Linked DNA regions of Homo sapiens: region 1 is linked to region 2. A link is a contact called in ENCODE Hi-C or POLR2A ChIA-PET data. All regions are on one chromosome and are shown on one strand. The core of a region is the stretch at or near the end of the contact, and the rest is flanking DNA. Distances in the headings are between cores, read along the strand shown. Region 1 has its middle 210 kb from the start of RUNX1. Region 2 has its middle 280 kb from the start of RUNX1.

Region 1 (4,905 bases), core at 982-3,481, 68 kb after region 2:
CTGCTAAAGGCATACTCAGAACCAGCTCAACTGTTTTCTTTGGGAATTCCTCTCAGCATCCTCTCACCTCCATAGAATGAATTATCGTCGTCATTCATTTTCCCATAGAATCTGTTTACCTTATTTATCATTTTTGTTTCACTGCCTGTTTCTGCGTTCATCACCGCACCATGGTATTAAAGCAAGACTGCTCATGAATCAACTTGTAATTTCGACCATGGTATGTATTCCCCACGCAATTCTTACTTCCCTTCAGAGAGGATTCCCTTTCTGACTTGTCTCTCCATTTGGAGAAAAACCCTTTTGTTCCATCAAGCCTGTAGATAAGGTCTAAGGCAGACTTGATTATACCAAAATCTGGTTACATCGCACTCACAACTAAGTGTGATTTTGGTGACTTGGGAAAACCGATGATAGTTTATTAATTATTCAAGCAGCCTTAGATATGAATTGGAAAATTATGCTGAAAACTACTAGTTGGTTTTAGGGCCCCAAATCAAGGCATTTCCTTTGGATCCATTGTTTTCTAATATTTGCAAGCTTTTCAGGATTAAAACCTTGAGATTATTTTTTGTATTATATTTGTGGTCCAATCTCATTTGATGACTTTAAGAGTAACTAAGTCTACTCACATATTCCATAGGAAGCATTATCCAAGCACCGGAGACCATGCTCTCTTCAACTTCAAACTGCAGTCAAGTGGAGTAAATAATGCAGAGAGCTAAATTAACTCAAAGCACCAATGATCATGGAATAACATTCCTCTGTTTACTGTTCAAGAAAAATCTTTACAAATGCTGAAATGCTGTTAGAAAATCTATAGTTATATTATTATCATCATAAAACTAAGAATTAACCTATCTTTATTCTCCTCTGAAATCTCCTTTCAAGAAATAAAAACAGCAGGTAGAAGATACCTTCAAAATGGAAGAAGCCTTATGCTATTTCATCTATTTGTCTTTCTTTGGGTTAAACTCCAGAAACCCGGCTTGGTGCTTGTTCACTGTCCACACAATAGTAAATGATCCCAGGAGAATAAGTACATGATCAATTCCTCAGTGTCTCTGGCAATATAAGAGTTTAAAAACATGTGTACATGTGCCTGTGCATACAACAATACACATATAAATCACGGATTTTTGCTGAAATGAAATACTGAGGCCATGTGAGCATTTTTCAGTCTTCAACTTAGACACTTGGGCTGCATGCCCAGCTATGACACATCGTCCATGTTTATGAAGTCAATTTCACTTCAGTTGTTAGTATCAGTTACCATCATTCTGGATTTAAAGCCACCAGCCCAGAGCCTTTCTCTGAGCTCTCACAGATTCTAGTAGCTGTAGCAGGCATGTGACACTTCTGTGCACACTGTCTCATCTTGTTCCTGGGCCATCTGTTTGAACAAGGCCTTTTCTCTTCATTTTATTATAAATTCTTGAATCCAGGAAGCATGTCTGATATTTCTCAGAATCCTTTTTAATGTCTACCCCAGAAGTCTGTTCTAACAAGTACTCCAAAAATGTTGATTGATTCTAAATGGATTCTCAATATTATGAACAACATTTTTAGAATAAAAGAAATATTCACTTTTGTGTTTGGAAAATTCAGTGGATATGTTAAAAACAAAATATGGAAATGGGGTGAGCTCTTAAGGACTGTGAATTTCCACAGCAGCGTATAATTTCAGTAGAAGATCCCAATCCAACTTCATGAGGAATATATTAAGAGACAAAATAGAGAAACTATGACAAACTGGGTTTAGTATTTCCACCTCATCAACAATTATTTCTACCACAATCAATGAGAAAAAAACAAAGTTGTCAATCTGGATTGAGAGTGGGCATGTGTGTTTTCTCTCCTCCCTTCTGCCTCCCCCTTTTTCTCTTCTGAAACTGAGTCAGACGAGGCCATATTTCCAGTTAGAGGTCGACATTAGAGCCAAGCAGCTGTTCAGAAATGTCCAAGTAGACAGCAAGTGGCACTGATGGAGTTAACGGCAGTGACTCACTTGGGGCATTCACAGCAGGTCAGCTGAAACTCTCCCTTGCTGTATAGAGAATTTAGTCCTGCTGGGCATGCGCCCAAGACTGTGAGCTGAGGTTGATAACAGCAGAGTGCCTCTTAGTTGCCACTGGTTGCTTTGCCGTTCTCAGTTTTCACAGTTTATTTAAAGGTGGATTTTTGTCTAACGCAATCATGAACGGTGATGGGAAGAACAGGCTGAGCAGCTGTTGACTGAAATAACAGAGGGGAGGACGGGTATCTGGAAATGCTCCACACAAGTTGTCCTGCAAGCTTTGATGATGACGTTCGCATAGAAAATTATTGGTCAGAACCAGGAAGTGGAGCAGGCTTCATGCCAGTAAGGCTAGCTTGGCAAAGGTAAGATTTTTAGGATTTCAGAAAGGTTTCATTCATCTAGGAATCCTTTTCTACAAAATGTTATGGTGTTATAAAGTTACTCAATGGAGCAACAATAAAAACAAATCAAAACCATCCAAAGGAAAAAATACATGAGAAGCAGAGCATACTTATATTTTGTGAGCTTATACAAGTTTCTCAATAACACAGAAGGGAATGTATAAAAATACGATGAAAGGCTGTTGTGAGTTTTTTAATTACAAAATATGATTATTTTAGGAGAAAGAAACATAATTACCTGAACTAACTCAACACTGACACAAGACCTATTTTCCTTTTTTTTTCTTCAAATTATTTTTTAAACTTTTTAAAGGCAAGTATCTTAGATTTGTTCCTTACAGGTAGACATTTCAACAAACAAGAAATAATATTTCCTGATATGAATAGTCATTAGGGTTCAAGCTTTATTTCCCTAAAATTCTAGCATGAGATCATGGTTTCCGTAGATAGGAGAGATCTTGTTTCCATTGCATTTATTTGGTAGAAAAATCTGATTTGACGATTTGTGTTTGCTATCATCAAGTTAATTTTGTGATTAGATCCAAAACCTAATTCTGATAGTCAGACCAGGCTGAAAGCCACAATAGAAAAGGAATTAGTTTCCTTTCCCAAGAATAAAATCCTTGCATTAAATAGAGTTTGGTAAATTAAATGGCTATTTTTGACCAGGAGAGTTTGCTAGGTACTTTAATTCATTAAACAATTTTTTAGATCTGAACCTTTGAAAATATATATTCTAGGTTCAAAAGAGAATGATTGTGCCGTCTGCATTCGTATAGAATGATAGAGCACTGTAGTTGTGGCGGTTTCTCAAGGGCAGAGATTGTGATGGCGTTGCCTGCCACTGTCTACCTCATGGTAGGTGCTTAATGAATGTTGGGTGAACGAATTAATTTTGACCACAGGAAGGCAAGGGCTGACAAGAAGTGTCATCTCTTCTTGGCAGAACAGATTAGTCATTAGGATCAAGTAGAAGAGAGGATGGGATTTAGGGCGATTTAAATCAAGAGTACAGAAGCCATTAGAAGACACTGCTGGGGGAGGAGGGTTTGGGAAAGTGGGAGAGAGTTGTAGGAAAACGTTTGCATTGGCCTGGACTGAGTTCGTTTCTTCTCATGGCGTCAGAGGCCAACTGAAATTCTACAACTGGGGAAAATGAAGAGGACATCGGGGTATCAATGGGGTATAAAGAGAAAGGAATGAGAATAGCCCCAGTAACAGAAACAAATGGGTTTTGAGAATGTGTCTGTTTGTTTCTGTTGCTCCTGCCCTGTTATTCCCCATCTTGGTGTCTGCCTTCCTCATCTCTCCTCTGTTTTAATCTAAAATCTAAAGCTGCTAAGTAAAAACGACTGGTGAAATGTTAGAAACACTTCCCAAACCCTTCAGCATTCTCACAGGGTGCTTTTTTTCTCTCCCTGATCCTGCTGATCACTTAGGGCCATTCCTGGCTACCACCCTCACCATCTCATGACTACAGTAGTTAAATGGCGCTACCCTTTCCAAGTGAGAAAGAATTTCTGTGTGTGTTTGTCTACCTCTCTAGAGAGAGAAAGAAATGGAACTGATTTTTCTTAAAAGATGAAATAAACTCCTGAAGTTTTTACTTTATAACAATTCTATTTACAGTTTCATTTCTTTTCTTCAAGTATCTTCTTAAATTGTTACCATTGACTTGGGGTTAGGCATTAATATCAAATGACATCTGTTTTCATTCTGTTAAGAAAAAAAATATCACACAATAATACTTATCATGATGGAGTAACCACTGACGAGACGTTTCCAGTATTGTCAAGCTGTTGAGAAATCCAACTTTTATACTAATGGGTAGAGAGGGATCTCTCTCTCCCTACACACACACAAGCACACACACGCACACACACACACACACCCCGTAAAAAATGACTCCACTGCAGGGGTAGTGATTCATAGGATATCAGTATGGCTATGTTGTTTTTTTTAAAAAAGCTAAAATTGGAGTCCTATAGCTCCTTTTGTCTTATTACCTTATTTTCACATAAAATGAGACAGGATTCCCTGCATAAAAATCAGCTTGGTATTTGTCACGTCTGTAGCAAGCGTCTGAACTCATTTTTATGAGCAGCCTGCTTCCCCATTGCACCTCCTGTGTTTAGTAATGCAAACAGGCAGAACATTGTGTCATTGTGAGGGTGACACTCCTTACGAAAGGCAGGGAGTACCGAAAGCTAGAACCAGAGTTAATGGGACTTACTAATAAAAGAAAAAAAATGTTTTGCTCCCACTCCCTGATCAGGAGGCCCTGCTAATTTCAAGGTATGAGGTAATTCAGACTCCGTGGCCGGCAGCTCCCTCCAGGCATTTGCCATTTCAAGATTGTCCTGCGTTTGATGTCACATCTTGTGTAAAGTCCACAATCGGAATATTAAGCTATTGTGATGAAGTGATTTGTGAGATGGTTGAAATTTGCTGAAAGTGTTCTCCTTTCTCATGCAAGAAGCCAGT
Region 2 (4,397 bases), core at 1,088-3,587:
GGAAGGGCAACAGGTAAGATAACAATTGCACAGTTCACATTGGGATGTGGAAATCATACGTGCTCAGCCAATCCTGCACTTTCACCCCAGCCACTCTTTTATGGGATCTTGGATGCTCAGGGCTGTTTGTGTAATTGCTTCTTGTAAATGAGCTCCTACTCCATAACACTTTACAGTAAACCACTCTCCTTTGCCATCTGGTATCCAGTTGTTTTAACTGGGTTTCCAGTATTTGCATCAGTCATTTACAAGAACCTTTTTAACCTTTACAAAATAAAATAATTGAAATCTATCCTTTCAACTTCACATTTGTTTCAGAAAGGCTTTGAAATCAAGGCACAGAGGGGATGAAAGACAGGAGGATGTGAAAAGAAAAGGGCTTGGCTTTTCTCCCTCTGAGATGATCAGAAAGGGTGCCTTGGAGGTGCAGAGTCCTGCGCTGGAGAGGGTTATTGCCTCCATTATGGGCTCGTCTCTGTGGAAAATCTCTCCCCTGCCATGGTGAGTGGAGAGGCAGAAGAGCTGGGGAAAGACGTGCTCTTCCTTGACCCTGGGTCCTGGGTCTGCAAATCTTCTCTGTGTATAAACTGCATCCCTCCACACCTGCCCCACACTGCCCATGATTCTTCATTTCTCACTTTGTTTCTTTCTCTTGCTTAAACCATGAGTTCCTGCCTTGCTCAGATGGAGAGGAAAGGAAGAGAAATCCACACGTGTGTATGGTGCTGATTCTTTTCAGCCATGAAGAGGACTGGGACCTCTTACCAGATAAAGTGGGTGGATTTTATCTGCATCCTCCAAGCAGCACAGAAGTGAAAATATCTCAGTTGCAGATAACGGCATAGTTCAAAAGAATTTGACATTTTGACTATCTGGCCACTTTGTGTCTTTCTCTCTCCAGTTCTAATCACTTTAAATGACATGGAGGCTTCTAGAAGCCCAAGTAAAGGGGAGCTTTAATTTAAGAAATCCTCTCCATGGCTTCCCTTGCTCCTGTCTCTGTATGCAGGTTTCCCATCCTCCACTCTTTTCACCTTGAGTGGTTCTCTCTCCCATTCATCCCTTACCCACTCCCTTTTTCTGAGCAAAACTTGGGAGCTCCATCAGCCCCCTCCCCACACGTCATGATGAAGGTCTAGTTGCTGGCTCAGCAGATGAAGTGTCCCACCTCCTTAGAAGGCTGGGGTAGGGGTAGTGATACAGATACACAGAACTGAATACTCTTCAACCTAGTGGAAGAGAACAGGACCAAGACAAAGATCTGGTTGTTGCGAGGGGTCTGTGGTCTAGCGGGTTGCTGCCAGAACTCTACCTGGGGCGTGTATGGTCACGTTCACATCATACTATATTTGAGACTTTAGTTCAGAGCTGCCCCTATAACTTTCTCAGTGCTGATGGGCCACTTATTAACCCTGTTCCGTTAGGTGAGAGGTGAGGATACGCTTCCTCAAAAACCTTGGTTTTCAATTTGTTTCCTCATCTCTTGCTTTTCAGTGTCTTTCTTTGTCATATACATATTCCTGGCTTTTTAAAGCCACACAAGAAAATATATCTTTATGCCCAAAGAGAAACTTTGGGTGGGAACTGTTGATGGGTTTGAGTAAGAGTTTGTGTTGTTGTGTTGCTGTTGATTTCTGTTACCGTAACTAAACAATGCTTCACTCACGGTATTTCCTAGTGGTATTTTCTAAACCAAGAAGGTAGAGACTGGTTCTTAAGTTTGAAACCATGGGTTTCGTGGGTGGGACCCTGCTGAGGGTTAACTAAATATTGTATTCTAAAGAAAACACAGGGTTCATGTAGAAAGAGGATTCTATCACTGAAGCAAACACAGAGAAGAGCCACCCAGGAGGACTGGGTCCCCTCAGAGACTGCGGTTTAAGCCAATAGTCTCTGGCAAATGCATTCCTAAGTAATGAGTTTCATCCACATTAGTGCCCAGAACATTCAGAATATTCTGTGAGGCAGGCAAGGCAGTTCTGGAGAAAAGTTGCATAGCTTTCATCCGCTCACCAAAGGGGCCTGTAAGGACGACTGTGGCACGAAAGAGTTTCATTAGTTCTCAGTTTGAGTCACATAATCATAAAGTGGCATCAGGGAAAATTAGGATTAGTAGCCCTGATGGCAAAGGCTGATCTAGAAAAACTGTGTTTACGGAAGAGTTGTGGGATTCGACAGCATATTCATCTGGCACTTTCACAGGGTGCCGTATCTTTATTCAGTCAAGCACCTACTGTGTTATAGCCGTGCACTTATTTGAGGAAACAGCTTTCTGTGCACATGCTTGGCAGTTCGCCTGCTGAGGCACCTTCCTGCTGTAGGCTGGGTGTGACTCCCCTTTAAGGAGGGAATAGATCCGAAATGAATCGGAGCCTGTGCTGAAGCCGATGTCCAGTGTAAGCAGAGCAGGCCTGGATTTTTACCGCTTGGTGTTCCAAGGCTACATTTTGCTGAGAAATATTAAGTGTAACCAAATATTACAGGGAACACACTGTTCCTGCTATATTTCCAGGGCATCTGATCAATGGGAAAAATGAGAAGTAGAAATAAACAGAAGGGACAGGGAACTGAGCAGGCAATTGGGCTCAAAGGCAAACCGAGTAAAACAGAGGAAATGATTTTCAAAGTAAATACAGATAACTGGGGAAAGAAAGATGAATACTAAGCAGAGAAGAAATGTCTGACTGTCTTACTCCAGCCTGGGTTGGGCCAGGGAGCATGGTGGGGCCGTGCTGAGAATTTTCATCTGGGGCCTGGTCTCTCAGTAAGTCCAGCTGTCAGAGGCAATGCCAGGAACAGGCGAGATGAAACACAGTCACGGCAAGGGGTGCAACCTCCAAGAGAAAACCCAGTGCAGCGGGAGCTAAGAGGCTGCTGCCAGCAGCCCAGGCAGCCACGTGGGCCTGCAGGACTTTATTTGAAGAAAACACGGGGTTCATGGAGGACGTGGATCTTGTCATTGAAGTAAACTCGAAGAAGATCCACCCAAGAGGATCGAGTCCCCCTGGGAACTTTGCAGTTTCAGCCAATAGTTTCTGCCACGGGAGTTTTGTGCACGTTAGCTCCTGGAACACTTAGAATAGTCAGTGATGTGGGGTGCATGTGTGGGTCTTAAGCCTCCTCCATAAAGCAGATGTTCTCAGCCTCAGTGCTGTTGATACTGGGGTCAGATCATTCTTTGTGGTGGGGGCCCTGTTGCTATCCATTGCACAATGTTGAGCAGCATCCTTGGCTTCTGCCCACTGGTTGTATAGCGCTCCCCCACCCCACCTCCACTATATCCATCCAAAATGTATCCTGATATTGCCAAATGTGCCCCGGGGCGGGGGGCAGGGTACAATCACTCCCTGTTGGGAAACACGGCTATAGATGAAGAAACTAAAACCGAGAAAGTGTCCGTGGCACAAGTAACTGATGCAAAGCCACACCTGGAACCCACTAACTACAGAACTTTGAAGGCACCTTGGCCTTTTTCTGTAACTGCATTCTCAGCTGAAGAGGAATAGCTATGTAGAGTTCAGTTTTTGTAGTCAGATTCCTGGGTTCAAAGCTGGGCTCCACACTTAACTTGCTATCTGTGTGAACCTGGCTGTTACTCCATTTCTTTGTGTCTCAGTGTCTTCATCTGTAAAACAGCTTCGATGCTAACAGTATCCACCTTACAGGGTATGAGGTGAGTCAAACAAGGTAGGCCAAGCAAAGAGTGTGGTGCCAAGCCTTCTTGCTATGTGGGAAGTTCTTGATAATGGCTTGGGCCCGTCTTGACTGCATACTATGTTCTCTAATGAACACTTTTTAGTTTCCTTTGCTGATGTGGTTCCCTTTATCTGCAATACCCTTCCACCAACTTCTTTATATGGCCAACTTTTTCCTGCCCAGCAAGAAGCTGTTTAAATGTCATCTCTACAAAGGCTAAGGGCTCCTATGCTCTGTCCCCTTAGCAGCCCCCAAAGCACTGTATGCATTCAAATGTCTGTGTTTATGTCTCTCTTCCCAGCTAGACCTACTATGAGCAAGTAGGCCAAGGACCCTATGTAATAAACTACAATTCTCCTGTGACGCTCAGTGAATGGATAGGATCTTGACAGGTAGAAATGCGAACGGAGGGTAGCCTGCTGGGTTGAGAGAGTCTTAAGAGGTGAATGGTGGAGACACCAGAGAGCAAAAGAGATGCTCGGAAAATTCCGAGAGCTCGGCGTAAGGCATGAGTATCAGTGGGTCTCCTAGAGAGATCTCGCTCAGGTCACTTACCAGCCATATACCTTTGATGGGGGTAGGGTGTTTGGAGTGGGATGGGTTGGGGAGTGGCTTGATCAGAACTGTCATAGAGAGATTAGACTGGCAATACTTTGCAGTATACACTGGACTAGACAAAGTCTGGGGCAGGGAAAGATTAG

What was found. Hi-C counts contacts between places; a loop is a spot of excess contacts on that map. ChIA-PET counts read pairs that join two places held with the same protein, here RNA polymerase II (POLR2A). Pooled maps may share reads with other maps.
Region 1: a loop to region 2 is called in a map of ascending aorta, with 5 times the contacts of the local background. The contact joins two enhancer-like sites. A Hi-C loop is called at or near these places in 3 of 168 maps with a recorded cell type or tissue (ascending aorta, prostate gland and sigmoid colon) and 10 of 50 pooled maps. POLR2A ChIA-PET finds 5 or more read pairs at or near these places in 1 of 52 experiments (activated CD4-positive, alpha-beta T cell).

What each region holds. Positions count from the first base shown.
Region 1 is chr21:35,253,942-35,258,846 of GRCh38, reverse strand. No RefSeq gene overlaps it. Among named protein-coding and RNA genes, the nearest start is that of RUNX1, 210 kb to the right of the region's middle. Within about 2 kb of position 2,231, at least 29 of the 41 ENCODE cell types and tissues checked have a DNase peak (open chromatin) inside an H3K27ac peak, as active enhancers do; they include ascending aorta, prostate gland and sigmoid colon, where a contact is called at or near this core.
Region 2 is chr21:35,322,546-35,326,942 of GRCh38, reverse strand. No RefSeq gene overlaps it. Among named protein-coding and RNA genes, the nearest start is that of RUNX1, 280 kb to the right of the region's middle. Within about 2 kb of position 2,337, at least 13 of the 41 ENCODE cell types and tissues checked have a DNase peak (open chromatin) inside an H3K27ac peak, as active enhancers do; they include ascending aorta, prostate gland and sigmoid colon, where a contact is called at or near this core.